Linked DNA regions of Homo sapiens: region 1 is linked to region 2. A link is an interaction called in ENCODE POLR2A ChIA-PET data of the cell type or tissue named here. Cell type or tissue: MCF 10A. All regions are shown on one strand. Each heading gives the region's core, and the rest is flanking DNA. Links, peaks and the distances in the headings are about the cores only. Region 1 overlaps GAB3 (GRB2 associated binding protein 3). Region 2 overlaps IRAK1 (interleukin 1 receptor associated kinase 1).

Region 1 (2,916 bases), core at 140-2,639, 720 kb before region 2:
AACCAGAAAACCAGTGACCCAGGCTATCAGACCCAGGCCTGATAAAGAAAGAAATACAACCAAGTGATGAGATGGACTCGAAGTCAACAATTTTCCAAAGGGCTAACTACATCTTTAGGGCCTGAAGTGTGTGTTTTAGATGAGTTCTGCCAATAGGTATTTGTGAGATTGAGGATAAAGTGCACAGGTTAGAAGTCTTAATAGGAAAAATCCTTGGACTGGTTCCTCCACAGGCCAAATGCTTTGGGACAAGCTCTCTAAATGGCAGAGAGGTCACTCAGGTCCAACCCTGGCTTATTCTCCCTGCCCCTGCATTTGATGAATACCTTAAACCTTTACCGTGAATCGGATACAAGACTTTAAGATCTTAGCACCAAAATACGTACACACCACAGAAAAGCAGAAAGAAAACTTCAAGTCTAGCATTTTACTCTTTTTAAATTGGAAGATGGCAGTATGTGGATCCACTTGGCTCTAGATGATAACAGTCAGCACTCAAATATGTTGTTATTTTCTGAGAGAATAATATAATGAACTCTTCCTAGGTGGTATTATTGTACTTCCATTAGGAGGAAAATCGTATCTGGTTGTCTCCCTTTTTGTGATTGTAGCAGCCACTGATGCTTAATGCTTAAATTGATTAATTCATTAAGGATTACAAATGGTGAGATTCTATTTCTCATTCGCTCCTAATCAAGTGTTTACTCCACCACTCCATCAAAACTGCTCTTGTCAAGGTTGACTAATGTCCTGCGTCATGGGTTTGTTGTGAGGATGAAGTGAGTTATATGTAATGCACTTCATAAGTAGCCAATAAAGGTGACCAATTCATATTGTATTACTAGCACCGCTAGTACTAGTACCACGGAAAGATATTGGAGGATGTGCTCCTCTTCCCCCACTTTGGGGGGCTTTCACTTCCAACAGCGGCAGCTCCTGTTTGGGAGATTGCTATTGGCCTACTAGAGACCATTTTGCTTGCATGTTAGAGAGCTGAAAGTGTCTGGGAATGGCATACCCCACTCCTTAATCATGGGAGGGGATGGACAATGTACAGCCTCTGAAGCAGGAACACGCCTGGAATGTTCCAAGAGCAGTGAGCTTGGCTGCAGCCCAGGGAGTAAGGAATGGAGCAAATGAGGTCAGAGTGGTGATGTGAGTAGAGGCCTTACTTTAGCCTTTGGCTTTTCGTCTGAGTAAGGGAGGAAGACACCAGAGGGTTCTGAGAACAGAACTGACATGATTTGATGTGAATTGTAACAGGATCACTCTGGCAGCTGCCTGCAAGCTGTAGGGGCCAGGGCAGAAGCAGGGAGACCAGGTGAGGGGCTAGTGCAGTGATACAGGTGAGATGCGTGGAGAGGGGTATATTCTAAAGGTAGAACCGGTAAGATTTTCTGATGGATTGGTTATTCTATGCAAGAGAAAGAAAGGAGTCGAGAATTCCAGTGTCTTGGCCTGAGCAGCTGGAAGGATAGAGTTGCCATGTACTGAGATGTGAAAGCCCCAACTACCCCCATGGGCTCCATTCTGGGAAGATGTCTTGTGAACAGTCTGCATTTAATTGTTTTGAAAATTTGCTTTTGGAGTTATAGACTTTTCATTTCACTCCGACTTGTAAATGGGATGAAGGGAATGGCACTCAAATAATCACAGCACATGAGAGTGCGGAGATTGCCAAAATATAAGCGTAGACTGGGGTGGAGGGGCTTATGTGTGTGGTTTGCTTATTCATACCATAATTTATTCAACCTTTTGATAGATATTTAGTTTCTTTCTGATTTTTAGTTATTATGAAGAATGACATTAAGATACATTGCACATGTTTGAACATTTTTGCCAGGCTTATATACAAAGATGTCTCATTTAAAATTAGATATGGATATATAGTTTGGGGCCATTTCTGTTTCTTTTTCTGTGAAATACTGATTCATATATTTTGCCCATGTTTTTCTATTAATTAGGTCATTCATATTTATCTTAACGTCTCATAGAAGCTCTTTTTGTGCTTTGTTTATTACATACACATTTATGTGTAATTCAACATAGAAGATTAAAAGAAAACATAGGAAAATATTTTGATAATCTTGGAGTGGAGAAGGCTTCCAGATCGCATAATAGGAGGTTAGCCCCCACTTCAGTCAGACTGGATGTGCTCAAAGCATGCTGGGAAGCCTTGGCTGGGGTGGCTCCAGATCTGCTGTCTCTGTAGCTAAGGGCAAGCGTTAGAGTGGAAACAGCGATCAAAGTCAGTTTCCTTCCCTTGCAAAGCAGCCCCTCTGTTTACTTGTCTGTCTCCCTCCCTGAGCGCCTTGCTCAGCGCTGTCTCCCCAGGGCCTGCAGTGTGCTACATCAAAGTCGGGGTTCCTTCCCTTGTGGGTTGTGCCCAGTGCCTGAAAACACAGTGTCTTCCTGCCAAGTAGAGCCTTGTAAGAACGTCCCACTGACCTGCAAAGTGTGTGGGCGAAAACCTTCCCATCCTCCCTCTTAGGCCCTGGACTTCCCTCTGTTACAACATTAGCATTCTGCACAGTGATTATTTGTTTGACTTACTCATATTTGTAGCCTTTCACTGGAGAATTTCTATCCAAGTAATTCAGCCTATTTTGCCTTCTTTGCACATAAGAACGTCACCATGCTCTAGACCAAGCTAAAGCTTTGGCTATTACTTACTAAAAGGCAACAGCAGCAAAGTGACAGCTAGGCCCCCAAAGGGGAATGGCTGCTTTTCTGTCCCCTCCTTTTCTTTAGTTATTTCACCACTAAGTCATGACTTCCTGTTAGAGGCTTCCAGTTCTGGCAGTATTTGGTTCCTATTTCACAAGAAGCCAGTCTGTTACATTGTGGCTTTTAGTGCTAACAAGAAATCAGTGGTTTAGGGTCTTTGGCCAGGAGAACAGTGTAATTAGAAGTTAA
Region 2 (2,870 bases), core at 1-2,500:
TCACCTGGGCAGATCCCCCAAATCCGGAAGTCAAAGTTCTCATGGTCAGAAGTTCTCATGGTGCACGAGTCCTCAGCACTCTGCCGGCAGTGGGGGTGGGGGCCCATGCCCGCGGGGGAGAGAAGGAGGTGGCCCTGCTGTTCTAGGCTCTGTGGGCATAGGCAGGCAGAGTGGAACCCTGCCTCCATGCCAGCATCTGGGGGCAAGGAAGGCTGGCATCATCCAGTGAGGAGGCTGGCGCATGTTGGGAGGCTGCTGGCTGCACAGACCCGTGAGGGGAGGAGAGGGGCTGCTGTGCAGGGGTGTGGAGTAGGGAGCTGGCTCCCCTGAGAGCCATGCAGGGCGTCTGCAGCCCAGGCCTCTGGCAGCAGCTCTTTGCCCATCTCTTTGGACAGTGGCCACCCTGCACAATGGGGCCGACGAGGCCTAGGGCCCTCCTACCTGCTTACAATTTGGAAAAGTGTGGCCGGGTGCGGTGGCTCACGCCTGTAATCCCAGCACTTTGGGAGGCCAAGGCAGGAGGATCGCTGGAGCCCAGTAGGTCAAGACCAGCCAGGGCAACATGATGAGACCCTGTCTCTGCCAAAAAATTTTTTAAACTATTAGCCTGGCGTGGTAGCGCACGCCTGTGGTCCCAGCTGCTGGGGAGGCTGAAGTAGGAGGATCATTTATGCTTGGGAGGTCGAGGCTGCAGTGAGTCATGATTGTATGACTGCACTCCAGCCTGGGTGACAGAGCAAGACCCTGTTTCAAAAAGAAAAACCCTGGGAAAAGTGAAGTATGGCTGTAAGTCTCATGGTTCAGTCCTAGCAAGAAGCGAGAATTCTGAGATCCTCCAGAAAGTCGAGCAGCACCCACCTCCAACCTCGGGCCAGTGTCTTCAGGCTTTACTGGGGACCTGCGAGCTGGCCTAATGTGGTGGCCTGCAAGCCAGGCCATCCCTGGGCGCCACAGACGAGCTCCGAGCCAGGTCAGGCTTCGGAGGCCACAAGCTCAGCCTCAGGCCCAGGCACTGATTGTGGCAGAGGGGCCACTACCCAAGGTCTAGCTAGGCCCAAGACCTAGTTACCCAGACAGTGAGAAGCCCCTGGAAGGCAGAAAAGTTGGGAGCATGGCAGACAGGGAAGGGAAACATTTTCAGGGAAAAGACATGTATCACATGTCTTCAGAAGCAAGTCAGGTTTCATGTAACCGAGTGTCCTCTTGCGTGTCCAAAAGTAGCCCAGGGCTGTAGCACAGGCTTCACAGTGATTTTGTGTTCAGCCGTGAGTCACACTACATGCCCCCGTGAAGCTGGGCATTGGTGACGTCCAGGTTGTCCTTGAGTAATAAAAACGTATGTTGCAATCTCGGGCTCTACTTGTGGACTTTGTTGCACCGAAAGCCTTGAGCTTTCCTGATGCCTTACACTTCAGGGTTCTTGAGCGTCCAGGGTCTTGTTACTACTCTGGGCTGGCCACACCCAGCACTTCCCGTGTCAGGTTTTTCCTGATGTAGTCCATGTTTTTTATGCTATTCTAAATGGTATCTTTGATTTTCTAGTTCATCATGATATTATACAGAAATGCAATTGATGCTGGGCACGGTGGCTCACGCCTGTGATTCCAGCGCTTTGGGAAGCTAAGGCGGGCAGATCACTTGAGGCCAGGAGTTTGAGACCAGCCTGGGCAACATGGCGAAACCCCGTCTCTACAAAAAGTACAAAAATTAGCCAGGCATGGTGGTGCATGCCTGTAGTTTGAGCTACTCAGGAGGCTGACCCAGGAGGATAGTTTGAGCCCAGGACGTTGAGGCTGCAGTGAGCCATGATTCCACCACTGCACTCCAGCCCGGGCAACAGAGGGAGACCTTGCCTCAAAAAAAAAAAAAAAAAAAAAAAAAGCGGTTGAGTTTTGCATATGAACCGTATATTCTGTGACCTTGTTTAAATTCTTTTTTTTTTTTCTTTTTTTGAGATGGAGTTTTGCTCTTGTTGCCCAGGCTGCAGTGCAATGGCGCTATCTCAGCTCACTGCAACCTCTGCCTCCTAGGTTCAAGTGATTCTCCTGCCTCAGCCTCCCGAGTAGCTGGGATTACAGGTGCCCACCACCACACCCGGCTAATTTTTTTGTATTTTTAATAGAGACAGGGTTTCCACATGTTGACCAGGCTGGTCTCGAACTCCTGACCTCCAGTGATCCGCCCGCCTCGGCCTCCCAAAGTGCTAGATTACAGGTGTGAGCCACTGCACCTGTCCCTGGCTGTCTGTATATTTACTTTTTTTTTTGAGATGGAGTTTCGCTCTTGTCACCCAGGCTGCAGTGCAATGGTGCGATCTCGGCTCATTGTAACCTCTGCCTCCCAGGTTCAGGTGATTCTCCTGCCTCAGTCTCCCGAGTAGCTGGGATTACAGGCGTCCGCTACCACGCCCGACTGATTTTTCTATTTTTAGTAGAGACGGGGTTTCAACATGTTGGCCAGTCTGATCTCGAACTCCTGACCTCAGGTGATTCACCCACCTCAGCCTCCCAAAGTGCTGGGATTACAGGTATGAGGCACTGTGCCCGGCTTTTTTTTTTTTTTTTTTTTTCTTCAGACAAGAGTCTTACTCTGTCACCCAGGCTGAAGTGCAGTGGTGCAATCTTGGCTCACTGCAACCTCCGCCTCCCAGGTTCAAGCGATTCTTCTGCCTCAGCCTCCATAGTAGCTGGGACTACAGGTGTGTGCCACCACGCCCAGCTAATTTTTATATTTTTATTTAGTAGAGACAAGGTTTCACCATGTTGGCCAAGCTGGTCTCGAACTCCTGACCTCAAGTGATCTGCCCGCCTCAGCCTCCCAAAGTGCTGGGATTACAGGTGTGAGCCGTGGCACCCAGCCCAGCCTTATTC

The links. ChIA-PET counts read pairs that join two places held together with the same protein. Peaks named below come from ENCODE experiments on the same cell type or tissue, not always from the same donor. Only the 100,000 strongest peaks of a DNase experiment are listed, where the experiment ranks them.
Region 1: POLR2A ChIA-PET joins it to region 2 with 5 read pairs; 1 of 35 experiments calls an interaction of 5 or more read pairs at or near these places.

Annotation. Positions count from the first base shown.
Region 1 is chrX:154,734,066-154,736,981 of GRCh38, reverse strand. The region is part of intron 1 of GAB3 (GRB2 associated binding protein 3); the gene reads left to right. Among named protein-coding and RNA genes, the nearest start is that of GAB3, 16 kb to the left of the region's middle. In MCF 10A, for the core only: no CTCF peak of the experiment used is centred there; DNase peaks (open chromatin) are centred at 1,101 and 2,471.
Region 2 is chrX:154,008,984-154,011,853 of GRCh38, reverse strand. It overlaps IRAK1 (interleukin 1 receptor associated kinase 1), which reads left to right. Exons shown (of 14, transcript NM_001569.4): 14 at 1-1,347. Among named protein-coding and RNA genes, the nearest start is that of IRAK1, 9.5 kb to the left of the region's middle. In MCF 10A, for the core only: no CTCF peak of the experiment used is centred there; a DNase peak (open chromatin) is centred at 1,283.